Linked DNA regions of Homo sapiens: region 2 is linked to region 1. The links are chromatin contacts, found by Hi-C or POLR2A ChIA-PET in ENCODE. All regions are on one chromosome and are shown on one strand. The core of a region is the stretch at or near the end of the contact, and the rest is flanking DNA. Distances in the headings are between cores, read along the strand shown. Region 1 holds the start of LOC124901795 (a long non-coding RNA gene). Region 2 overlaps LINC00689 (long intergenic non-protein coding RNA 689).

Evidence for each region. Hi-C counts contacts between places; a loop is a spot of excess contacts on that map. ChIA-PET counts read pairs that join two places held with the same protein, here RNA polymerase II (POLR2A). Pooled maps may share reads with other maps.
Region 2: a loop to region 1 is called in a pooled map, with 2.4 times the contacts of the local background. The contact joins two enhancer-like sites. A Hi-C loop is called at or near these places in 2 of 168 maps with a recorded cell type or tissue (endothelial cell of hepatic sinusoid and sigmoid colon) and 5 of 50 pooled maps. POLR2A ChIA-PET finds 5 or more read pairs at or near these places in 2 of 52 experiments (PC-3 and activated naive CD4-positive, alpha-beta T cell).

The regions. Positions count from the first base shown.
Region 1 is chr7:158,974,221-158,980,238 of GRCh38, forward strand. LOC124901795 (a long non-coding RNA gene) reads left to right here and starts at 81. Exons shown (of 2, transcript XR_007060626.1): 1 at 81-297; 2 at 2,448-6,018. RefSeq lists enhancers at 1,742-2,482, 2,424-2,543, 2,554-2,603. Within about 2 kb of position 2,976, at least 9 of the 41 ENCODE cell types and tissues checked have a DNase peak (open chromatin) inside an H3K27ac peak, as active enhancers do.
Region 2 is chr7:159,010,577-159,016,594 of GRCh38, forward strand. LINC00689 (long intergenic non-protein coding RNA 689) reads left to right here. Exons shown (of 5, transcript NR_024394.1): 2 at 5,882-6,018. Among named protein-coding and RNA genes, the nearest start is that of LINC00689, 5.2 kb to the left of the region's middle. RefSeq lists enhancers at 3,136-3,765, 4,734-5,263, 5,024-5,652. Within about 2 kb of position 2,310, at least 18 of the 41 ENCODE cell types and tissues checked have a DNase peak (open chromatin) inside an H3K27ac peak, as active enhancers do.

The DNA of each region.
Region 1 (6,018 bases), core at 1,726-4,225:
GGGGCCTGGGCACCCGGCCCTGCCCTCGCGCACCCTCCAGACCCGCCACTTCTTAGATAGAGAGCGGCCGCCTCCCCGCCCTCCTTTCAGCCACTCGCTCCGCGCAGTCAGCTCTGCTGACTCTTCCGGAGGATTCTGGAAGGTTCCAGAGGGTGTGCCGCCGAGGCCCTGCGAGAGGGCGTTCCCTGGGGAGAACATTCCAGAGCAAGGTAACATCCATAAACGGAGGCTGAAACGGCCTGAGACGTCCCGGGAGTAACGAAGACCCCAAGGCGGCCCCAACTTGAGGGGGGCGAGGTAGCCAGGAATGGGGGGGTGGTGGGAGGGACGGGAAGGCAAACGCGCTGCCTGCTGGGGACGGACGCGCCTTGGGGCAGCCGGGGAGGCCCCGAACGCAGAGATGGGGGAGGCCAGGCGGGTGGGGAGGAGCCCGCGGGGCCGCCAAGGGGGTTCCAGGCAGGCAAGGCCGCCCGGCCTCGGGGCTCTGCGGCACCCAGGTTTCTCTTTCTTTAATTTTTTTGATGGAATCTTGCTCTGTCGCCCAGGCTGGAGTGCAGTGGTGCGATCTTGGCTCACTGCAACCTCCACCTCCCGGGTTCAAGCGATTCTCCTGCCTCAGCCTCCCGTGAATTTATTTTTAAGTTTCCTGGGGGGTGGGATGAGGACCTCTTTGGCCTTTTGTTTGGAATCATGTTAACTTAGTAGACTTCTTAGCTCTGTTGGACATTTTTAAAACAGAAGAGGCTGCCCAGCTGTGAATATCTCATTTCTTATGATACTCATCCATAGTCAGAAGAACCAAGGCAGAAACTGAGGATGCTTGTTGTAAAGTTGGGCTAAGAATACACCCCAGAGCCATGATAGACATAGACTCTGAAAGAAAGGCAGATCTGGAACTAATAAGCAATTATAGCAAGGTCGCAGGAAACAAGGCTAATATGTAAAAGTCAGTCGCTTTCCTATGTACTACAAATGAGCGAGTGGAATTTGAAAATAAAAACATAATACCATTTACTGAAAATGAAATACTGAGGTATAAATCTAACAAAGTATGTACAAGAGCTATATGAGGAAAACTACAAAACTCTGATGAAATAAGTCAAAGAAGGACTAAATGAAAGGAGAGATATTCCATATTCATGGTCAGGAAGACTCACTATCATCAGAGGTCAATTTCTCACAAATTCATCCATAGATTTAATGCAATACCAACAACAATTCCAACAAGTTGTTCCCGAACACCAGGGGTTCTGTCCAGGTCATGCTGCCCACTGCACAAAAAGCCCCCAGTCTCTGAGACAAAGAGAGTTGCCGGGGAAGAAGGCTTTATTCTATTACAGGCGGTGTCAGCTGGAGAGACAGGAGTCAAAACTCAAATCCGTCCCGCCTTCCCGGCTAAAGTCAGGGGTTTACATAGCTGGGAAGGAAGACAGGAGGGGCAAAGAGGGGAGGTGCGTGGGTGGAGCACGGAGGGGAGGTGCGTGGGTGGAGCACGGAGGGGAGGTGCGTGGGTGGAGCACGGAGGGGAGGTGCGTGGGTGGAGCACGGAGGGGAGGTGCGTGGGTGGAGCACGGAGGGGAGGTGCATGGGTGGAGCACAGGATATTTTTGGGACGGTGGAACAACTCTATGATACTATAATGGAGGATGTGTGTCATTACACATGTAGCCAAACCTACATTGACAGCAGTGGCTGCTGCCATCATCCGCCTGCAGCAGGGAAGCGTGGCTGGGGCCTCACACTCCATGGAGCCAGTGGGTGCCCCGCCCCTTCTGAGTTCGGAAGGGAGCTGTCCGTGCTCCCCGTGCTGCTGCACCTGCCCAAACCACAGCTGCAGACCCAGGCCTCCTGCTCTACGAAGCTGCCCAAACTGCAGCTGTGGATATGAGCCTCCCTGTGCACTTGAGGGAGCTGGGAACAGGCAAGATCTGCCTTCCCGGGTACAGCTGCAGCTGCGGCACCCACGGCTGCAAACCTGGGCCTCCTATTCCAAAAAGCGGGCAGGAGCTAGGGACAAGTAGGAGCCCTGCCCCTTCCGAGTTGGTGGGAGCTCCCAGGTGCAGCTGTGGCCGCCCTCCCGGGTACAGGACCTGGGTGTTTCTGCAGCCTACACCCTCAGGGGCCCCAGGAAGGACCCCCCCTACCACATCCCTGCAGGCTCGGGGGTGTCTTCTGCTGCCTGGCCTCTCTCCACTCCTAGCGCCTGCTCCGATCTCAGAGCTGGGGCTGGGGCCAAGCCCAGGGGCCATGAAGGGCCGTGGGAGGCAGATTGATTTCTGGGTAGAAGGGGCAGGTCCCCAGGAAGGCCCTACCTTCAGGCCAGCGAGGGCCTGAAGGCTGGGGGCTGGGCTGCCAGTGCTGCAGACAGGAGTGGGGACTCTTGATGCCTCTTCTGGGCCCACCCATGACCACTTATGGACCAATCGGCATGCACTTCCTCCCCTCAGAGGTCCATACAAGCTCTGGGCTCAGCCAGAGCAGGGCAGAGAAGGGTCACAGGATGAAGAGGACAGAGGGCAGAGAGACGACCGGATGGGATGACCAGCTGCAGAGAGGAGTACCCTCTCCACTGAGAACAGCAGAAGGCAAGACAACCTGTCCACAGAGAGGAGCTACCCTCTCTGCTGAGAGCTTCAGAGACCTGCAGAGACATCTGAATGACCTGCCTGCAGAGAGCAGCTTCCCTCTCTGGGGCCTCCTCTCTGCTGAAAGCTGAACACTCGAGAGACGACCTGCCTACGAGAGGAGCCACCCACTCCTCTGAGCTGTTCTGACACTAAATACAACTTTTCTTCTTCACGCTTCACTTGTCTGCGTACCTCATTCTTCCTAGACGCAGGACAAGAGCTCTGGCAAAGGCGCTGCAGCCACAGAGGTTTCCGGCCGGAAAAATCGGCACCCCAGAGATCCCATGAGAACGTCACGTACAGCACTGAGACGGAGCCCTAATGAAAACTGTGGCTCTGGGTGATAATGACGTTACTGTGGGTTCATCAACTGTAGCAAATTCGCCCTCTGCTGGGCGTTGTTGGAAATGCAGAGGCTCTGGGGGGTCAGGTATGTGGGAGCTCTCTGTACCTTTCTTGTAATTTGATGTGAACTTAAAGCTGCTCCAAAAAGATAAAATCTTGAAGAAAAGCGAAAAAAAAAAAAAGGAAGAGAGGAAAAAATGACAGGCAGAAGGTCACGCCTGGCCCCTCAGTGCGCGTCCTCAGGCCTCTGCTCCCAGCTGGGGCTGGCAGGTGGTCGGGGGGGCACCCAGCTCCTCCACTCCCCACGCCCACCACAGCTTTCAAAGTTAGGAACACAGGCAGGGTGGAGGTGAAGTCCGAACAGAAAGAGGAGACTTAAGGGAGGGCGAGCCCTGACTTTGTTTCGTTTTTCCGAGGCGACATTCGGTGCAGCTTTCTGGGTCCCCAAGGCTGACCCTGCTGCACCATGAACCACACGTCCACACCCTCACTGTCTCCCGCTCATGACATCAGCTCACCTGAGACTGTCACCGAAGGCTCTTTAACGTGAAATGAGTGGTTTTAACTATTTTTAAGTACACAGTTGTGTGGCATTAAGTGCATTCACTATGATGTGTGGCCATCACCATCGTCCACCCTAGAACCCCTTCATTTTCCCCAACAAATTCTGTCCCTTTAAGCAAGTGCTCCCCATCCCCCACCCCCTTCTACCTTCTGTCTCTGTGAATCTGATGACCGTCAGTCTCTGAGCACAGCCATACCATCGTGGGCCTTTTGTGTCTGGCTTACTTCACCGAGCATAATGTCCTCAGGGTTTATCCGCATTGTGGCAGGTGCCAGAATCCCCTTCCTTTTTTAAAGGCTGAATAATGCTTTACCGTATGGATAGACCACATTTTGTTTATGCGTTCATCCGTTATCGGACGCTTGGGTTGGACCATGTTTAGTGGGTGTGAATAAGGCTGCCCTAAACACGGGTGCACAGGCATCTGCCCAAGTCCCTGCTCTCAGTTCTTTTTGAGAAATACCCAAAAGTGAAATTGCTGGGTCATATGGCAGTTCTATTTTTAAGGTTTTGAGGAGCCGCCACACTGTCTTCCCCAGCGGCTGCCCTGTTTTACATCCCCTCAAGCAATGTAAAGGGTCCCGGTGTCCCCACATCCTCCAGTTTCTCCACATCCCGAGCACTTGCTGTCTTCTATTTTTGATACTTGTTACCCTAATGGCTGTGAGGTGGCACCTCATTGTGGTTTTGATTTGAATTTCCCTAATGACCTGTGATAGTGAGCATCTTTTCATGGGTTTATTGGCCATTTGTATGTCTTCTCTGAAGAAATTGTCTATTCAAGTCCTTTGACCATTTTTGAATCGAGCTGTTTGTTTTTTTGTTGTTGAGTTGTGGGGGTTCTTTATACATTACTGAAGGCTTATTTTTATGGTCCAATAATTCTTTATAGCACTGGGTGCTCGCTAGCCAGATGCCGTGATTATTTATGGCCTGGGACTGCGGGTACACATGTCTCCATTTGGAGGCTCAGCCAACGTTTCTAGGTCTGTTAACTTGAATTCATCTTTTAAATTGAAAAAAAGATTTATTTTCCTCCTTATAACAGTCAAATCTCCGCCTTTCGTGTTTCCAGGGCCAAGTACTATCTGGGGGTAAAATGTTAAAGCTCAGTGAGAAATCCCTGGATACACGGAGGTTACATTTCAAAGGCCAGACCCCTGGTGAGAGCAGAATAATAGTGTCATAAATGGCGATGTTGTATTGTGCAGTTGATAAATTGAGTAAATATTTGCTAAAAGCCAGGAAACCCCCACAGCAATAAGGACAAATGATGTTCATCAAAATGGCAGCCGTTTACTCAAGAATTAGGCAGAACCCACGGCGGGATGGACACTTGGACGTGCTCTCGGGACGGGCTGGCTAGGAAAGCTACAGCTGCAGATGGAGCTGGGAACCTCGCCCTGCCCTGAAACCCAAGGGAAAATCAGACTCCGAGGCACCGGTCGCCCTAAACCACCACAGATGGGGTTTCCACCTTCCTAGGAATAAGAGTGGAATATGCACCTGGGGGTGCAGCTTCGCCTTCCGCACAACAAGGGTCAGCGCCAATGTTTCCCTGAGATTCTCAGAGACCCAGAGCGCTGCCACCAGCGGCCTCCTGCCTCCCTGGAGCTCTTACCTCCCGCTCCCTCTCTCCGTCCAGGTGCTTACTTCTGGGAACTAATCACTCAGTTTGTCTGATTTTTTACTTTTAAATCTCTTTCAAACCATTGGTGCCTTTGCAGCTTCTTGTAGCCACCGTCAGAGCCAGGCAGCAGGGGAGGAGGAGGCTTGGACTGTGGTGCAGAAAACCCCGTCCAGCCTCACTTGCCTTGGGAAGGCTTTGAAAGGATCATTTATACACTGGAGGATTCCATGAAGACTTTTTTTGGCCACCCTGAGTGGTTCAAGGTTCACCCTGTCTCTGTGAGGCTCGGCCTTGCCTTCTTTCATCAAAAGAAAAACAGAAGCCAAGGCTGAGGCCTTGCTGACCGGTCCCTCCCGAGTCCCTTCCTAACTGGAAACGATGATTCAGTCCAGAACTCCGCCTGCTCAGTCCCTGCTGTAAACTTCGTGGCTCTCTTTAAGTGCTGCTAGATGCCAAGCCAGGGAGACAGCCTGTATCATCAGTGCAGTCGCCCTGGGGGTGACACCAGGGATGATTATGTAAATTCTCATAAAACCCACAGGCAAGTTTTGCTGCGGCCCGGCCTCCGGAGTCCTCCTGGTTGTAAGGGAAAGCACGAACTTGAGCGTGAAGACTCCAAAGCAGAAAAAAAGCAGAGCTCAGGAGGAAGCCTGCAGGGAAGGCCAAACCCTCCTGTGTGTGGAGCGGAGGTCAGGCTGGGGCGGGCGGCCACAGCTCCCCACCCTGGCCGCACCCCAGCCTGCAGATCTGACAGATGCAGGCCCCACTGCACCTGACAGTGCCGTGCTCAAATTGCTCACTCAGCAATGACATATTGGTGACCTGCCGGCAGCAGGCACTGTGGACAACAC
Region 2 (6,018 bases), core at 1,060-3,559, 36 kb after region 1:
CTGTGGCCCTAGATGCCTGCACCCGCCTGCCACGCTTTTGGCCCCTTCCCCCTCCACTGGCCCCCAACCCCCAGCCCTGACGCCATGCCTGTAGTTGCGCCCCCAACACCCACGTCTCTTCCCTGGGTCCTCTTGTTTTCCTTGGCGCGTGACCGTGTCTCACACTCAATTATGTCTCTTACCACCCACTACAGAGAGTGGGACCGTTGTCTGGTTGGGTTCCTGTTGTTTCTCCCACACCCAGGACTGTGCCTAATGCACAGGAATAAAAAATATTAAATGAATAAGACAATCTGTGTGTCAGCAAAGATGACAAAAATACTGCTTATTTCTTGACTTGGTATTTAACTTTTCCCATATCTGCCCAACAAGACGGACTTCTGTGGCTGGAAAGCTTTCTCCCTGAACACTCAGCACTCCTGGCCCAGGTCCCACATGAAGGTCTAATAACCTAGTCCCACAAAAAGAGCAAAAGATGAGTGGAGGTTGTCAGTTTGACCGCAGCGAGAGGCAAATCAGGAAAGGGATGCATAAGCAGACCTCTGCCGAGCCCAGATGACTGGAATGTTCACAGTTGGTGGTTAGGAAAAGCTTCCTTGAGGAGAGGAGCGTTGGCTGAAATGCAGGGGAGGCGTAGGAGGGCATTCTGGGTGTGGAGGGCACTGTGTGGAAGAGGCAGAGAAGGGGTTACGTATTTAGGAGATAGAATTGCACACAGGCTGTGAAAGACGGGCATCAGCTCAGTCAAGACACAGGAGAAATCACAAGGTGGCCGCAGGGATGTAAAAGGTCACATCAAAGAGAGGTGGGACCCAAGAGTGTCTGTTGTTACAAATGCGTGTTTAGGAAGTGGACAGGGGTTTGCTGTGAGGCTTGCTTGGCAGCTCTGCAGGAGGAGGAGGAAGGAACGGCCTAGGCCTTTGGAATGTGCTTAGAGGCCCACAGCCAGGTCAGGGCGATCAATCCCAACAGGGCAGATGCAGAGGCTGCTGGTCAGTGCTGCTGGCTGGGCACAGAGGCGGGAAGAGCCAGGACCACAGAGCAGGGGAAGGAGATGAGGATTAACCCTGCATGGCCTGGGAGGAAAGTGGTCGACCACCCCCAGGGCAAGAACAATGCAGGAGAGGAGGCGCTCAGCACCCACAGTGCACCACCTTTGCCCACACAGCTCCTGAGCCAGGAGAAGACTCCTTAGTGGAGGAGAACACAATGTGAGTGACACAAAAGCTGTTAGAGACCGGGCAGATGCAGTGTCAGGAAGTCAAATGCAGAGTCTTCAAAGGAGGAAGCTGCCTGTGAAATGGTTTAGAACATGGCTCCTTTTTAAAATTGTCTTGTGTCCCCTATGAGATCTGGTATTCAGTCAAAGATAAGAGGCAGAGGATCTGTAATGCAGAAGGTTGTTCTTGAAGCTCTGTTTTGAAAGGATAGTGGCCAGAACGCGCTGCCTGTGTCCAGCGTCCCTGATTTGTCACAATGAGCAAGATCTCTGAGCATCGTCAATCTCTTTCTCTGCCCCAAGAAACTCAAGCTTGGTTAAAATAAGAAACATCTTCAAAAACATCTCTAGCTATCTCTTTTGTAATTCACTTTCTTTAGTATCATAATTAAGTTAAGATTTATATGTATGTGTTGGGAGCGCCTCTGGCTCTGGAAATTATGCCCATTGTTCATTACTATCAGCAAGCTGTGGTGTGTTTGCTTGCATGAAAAACATCACCATTGCTACTACTTAGAAAGGAGTCTAGTGCAAAATAAAGGGAAGTCTGCGTTTACAGTTTCTTAGGTAATGTGCTTCCATTACATTCGGTCTCATGTGGAAATTCAAATTGATCCATTAATGTGATTCTTGGGGCATATCCTCAATATGATATCGAAAAGATTTCTGATTAGCAGGTCACATAAGTTACATCTGACAAGTCTTGTCAGAACTCCGTCAGTACCAGTGACACACACTAGACCATACCACAGGCCACATTTTATCCCTGGAACACAGCTGTTACTCAGCAAAATGGTCAGATCTTAAAGTAAATATTAGCCTTATCCTCCACAAGTGATATTGTTAAGAGGTTTACTCTTGCAGTTTTATTGATGCTGCTTATTTTTTAAACAAACTTTTCTTTAACTCAAAGACAAACTTCAGCCAAGCCCGTCTATGTAGTACCCATTTCCAAATTAGTAGAGAATCAAAATTCACGAGGTTTATGTTCCACACAGTGAAGTTTAATGAGGAAGGGCCAAGTTCATCTGCAGCACGTCTGGATGAGCGCCCGGCCCCGCTGGGGCTCCAGGCACTGGCATTTCCTGTTGGCCCCAGCATCGGTCACAAGTGCAAGGTGGCAGCAGCCAGGGACTTCTTTAGAGAACATAGCCCCACGTAACTCCCTTTCACCATTGTTCTCCAAATTCTCCCATGCTTAAAACCACAGAGGGCTCATGGCAGAAGGCGAGGAATGGGCTCTTTCCTGCAGTTTCTGTGAGGCTGCTTCTGAAAGGCACTGGCTGGGTTTTAGCAAATCCTCATGATGGCAGGACCTGCCTAATCCCCAGGAGCATTTGGAGGATGCTGCCGTTGGGGGCCCCAGGCTCTGCTGGGAGGAGGGCAACGGCCTCACCCTTCCCCGGGTCAGGGACGAGGTCAGGGTCGGGGCTGGGGTCAGGGTCAGATTGGGATTGAGGTCGAGGTCGGGGTCGGGGTCAGGGTTGGGGTCACGGTTGAGGTCAGGTCGGGGTTGGGTCTGGGTCGGGTCGGGTTGGAGTCAGGGTTGAGGTTGAGGTTGGGTTGGGGTCAAGTTTGGGGTCAGGGTCAAGGTCAGGATTGGGTTGGGGTCAGGTTGGGGTCAGGGTTGAGGTTGAGGTCGGGTTGGGAGTCAAGGTTGGGGTCAGGGTCAAGGTTGGGATGGGGTCTGGGTTGGGTTGGGGTCAGGGTTGAGGTTGAGGTCGGGTTGGGGGTCAAGGTTGGGGTCAGGGTCAAGATGGGGATTGGGTCGGGTTGGGTCAGGGTCAGGGTTGAGGTTGGGTCGGGGGGTCAAGGTTGGGGTCAGGGTCAAGGTCGGGGTTGGGGTCGAGGTCGCATTGGGGTCAAAGGGGCTTGTGCACTTCTGTATCTTTGCATTTGCTTTTTATGTTCTGATTTGAAATGACTTAAAACGTATTATTTTGGCATTTTTCAAGCAACATTATGGTAAAATTTCTGGAGATGAGGTCTCCAGGCTCCCCTGGGCCATTAAATCATCTCGGCCTTGTCCCTCTTTTGGGTCTGCACAAGTCATGGGCATGGCAGGGCCCTTGGCTGGTGTCCAGGGCACTGGCCTCAGTGGGCAAACCTGGTGTGGGGGGAGGCGGACATGCAGTGGCCATAGGAGATGTTCTGTTCAGGCCCTGCCCAGGCACTGCAGACCTCGGACCTGTCCTGGGCCCTGGCACCACACACCCTCCTGCTCAGCACGGCCAGCTGCCTCCCCATGCCCTGCTCAGATGAATGCATGGGACTCCTTGGGAGACCGAGGTCAGAGTCACATCATATGTGGGAAGTATCTTGGGAAGGAGGAGCTGTGGAGGTGAGCAGCTGGGCCCTTCTGTGGCCCTGCAAGGCTGTAGAGGCCAGAGGGCATGGGCAGGTGCTGGCTTCGCCCGTGTGGGAGGCAGCCTTGGGGACGGGACTTCTCCCTGGCCTGTGTCCCCGGCGCCCCCTCCCATGCCAGCCATGACAGCCTCCATGCTTTCTCCCAGCCAAATCCTCCTAATGCTGGGCTCTGGAACGGCTGATCTGGTGGATTTTCAGGTGTTTATAATTTGTGAGTTATTGTGACCGTTTCTGGGGGTGAGGGCAGCTCCTTGCTAGTAAGCTGTCCTTTGTGGTCACGCCAACCTCAGGGAACCCTCCAAGGACGCTGTGTTCCTCAGGACACCCACAGTGAAGTGATGTCATGTGTGGACACAAAGGCGGCTGTGGGCCTGGAGAGCCCCTGTCGCACTTCTGCCGGGAGCTTTGCGCTTGGGGGTTTGTGTGAACGGAGGCTCGGGGTCAGAACTGATCATTTCTACACATCTATAAATCCATGAATGCCCCCACACTCTAGAACATAATTGACCGGGGCCAGGGTGGATCCAGAGATGAGACAGGTCTGGCCACCCAAACTGGGCCAGCTCCCTGTACGTGGGCTGTGGGAGGGTGAGCTGATTGAGTGTGGCCCAGAGTTGACAGCCTTGTCCCTCTCGTGTGCTCAGAGGGCTTCAGGCACCTGGAAAAAAGTGCACATGCCGTGCCATGCCTGCGGTGGGCCTGGCAGGCCCTTGGTGCACACGCTGTGCCACGACTGTGGTGGGCACGGCAGACTCTTGGCGGGGTCTGGGGTTTCCGCCAGATGCTGCTTCTTATTCTCAGGGGATGAGATAATTCTAGACAAGAGACTCTCCAGCTCTAAACAGAAATGTTTTCAACAGAGAGTCCTTTAAAAAAAAATCCTTTTGAAATATTGTTGATAAAAGCTGGCCATTCCTATTTTGAGACTTTACTGGCCAAAATGAAACAACAGGCAACCCTTTCAGACTTTTTATGTCTGTGAGACTCAGAAATCTGGCCACTAGTTGGCTGGCACTTCCTGGCAGGGGGCTGCTATGAAAGGGTCCCCAGCTCTGACCCAAGTATGAGCTGGGCCTGAGCAGGGCCTTCTTAAACGCTTTGTGCCTCGGTGACCAGCCATGCTCACGTGCGCATACACAGAATAGGTAGTATACACGGTCTGCAATGTCACTTTGCTTATTTTAGAGGAAGGAGATGACTGTTAGACCTTGTTTTCTATAGGAACAGGCAAAGGGGAGTTGACTGCGATGTTTAAATAGCACAGGTGGCCTGTGAGCCTCTGCACACCAGCCTTTCTGACTAGAAGCCCAGGGAGATGAGCTGACAGTGCTGTTCACAGGCGTTCCTGGGGAGAGTGCCAGGCCCAAGGGCAGTAGCTGGTGGGGGCAGAGCGGGGAACCTGGGCTCTGACGCAGGCACAGGCAGGGGTGTGGTCTTTAAAGAGCCCACAGGCTGCAGAAGGGGCCTCCTTGGTGATGAAACTTGACCTCCTGTGGAGGGAGGGCAGCCCTGGAATTTCTCTGACCTTTCTTTAGGCACCAAAGACTGTAAACAGTCTCTGCCCCGGGGCCTGACATGACCAGTCTCTGACCTCAGGGTTTATTTTATTAAAAATAATTCTTGAAAACTCTCCATTTCAACCGTTGCCCGAGCCACGTGTTGAGGATGACGGCATCGCGTTCTTTCTGCCCAGGGTGCGGAGGAGGGGCCGCCCCCGGGCGGTGGGAAGGGGGGCTGTCCCCAGACACCTCAAGGCCTGCGGAGTGTGGACGTTAAAGTTCACAGTCCCTCCAAGGATCAAGGGTTCATTTTGAGAGGGAGCAGGGACTCCCTTGTTAGAGGCCTGCAGTCCTCCAGCCCCCTGCAAAGAGTTCCTTCAAGGGGAAGCCAGCTCGCCTGTAAATGAACAACCTGATAAGCAAGAAGGTTACGGGCAGCCCAAGTCAGCAGCCAGGGGAGTGAGTCCAGAGATTTTTGTTTCTCTGTAGACTCTAAAGATCCCATCTTCACACATGTCCCCGAGCTGCCTTTCAGAAGCCCAGACCCCACTGCGGACCCCCACGAAGAGACCTTAGATGGGGGGAACGGGAGGCTGACCTCTGATCACTGTTCTTTGGGTCTAAATTTCTTCTTGAGGGGCTTGGAGGGAGCCACACCCCTGAGTCGGTTAACAATTTCTCTGCCGACCCCAATTTTTAAACAAAGCTGCTCTTCCTTAACCAACTACAAATCAGGAAATCCTTGAATCCTCTGATGACCCCTAAGTCCTCACTTCGAGATCTCCCACCCTTTTAGGTCAAAACCCACGTGTACGCCCAACGTCCTGATTGACGACTTTGCCTGCAGCTTCTGCTTTCCTGAAATTCGCTGCTGCCTTTAGAACCCTTGTCTGCAGCCAGTGGGGAGTTCAGGACTTAGGCGGAGCTGCCCCA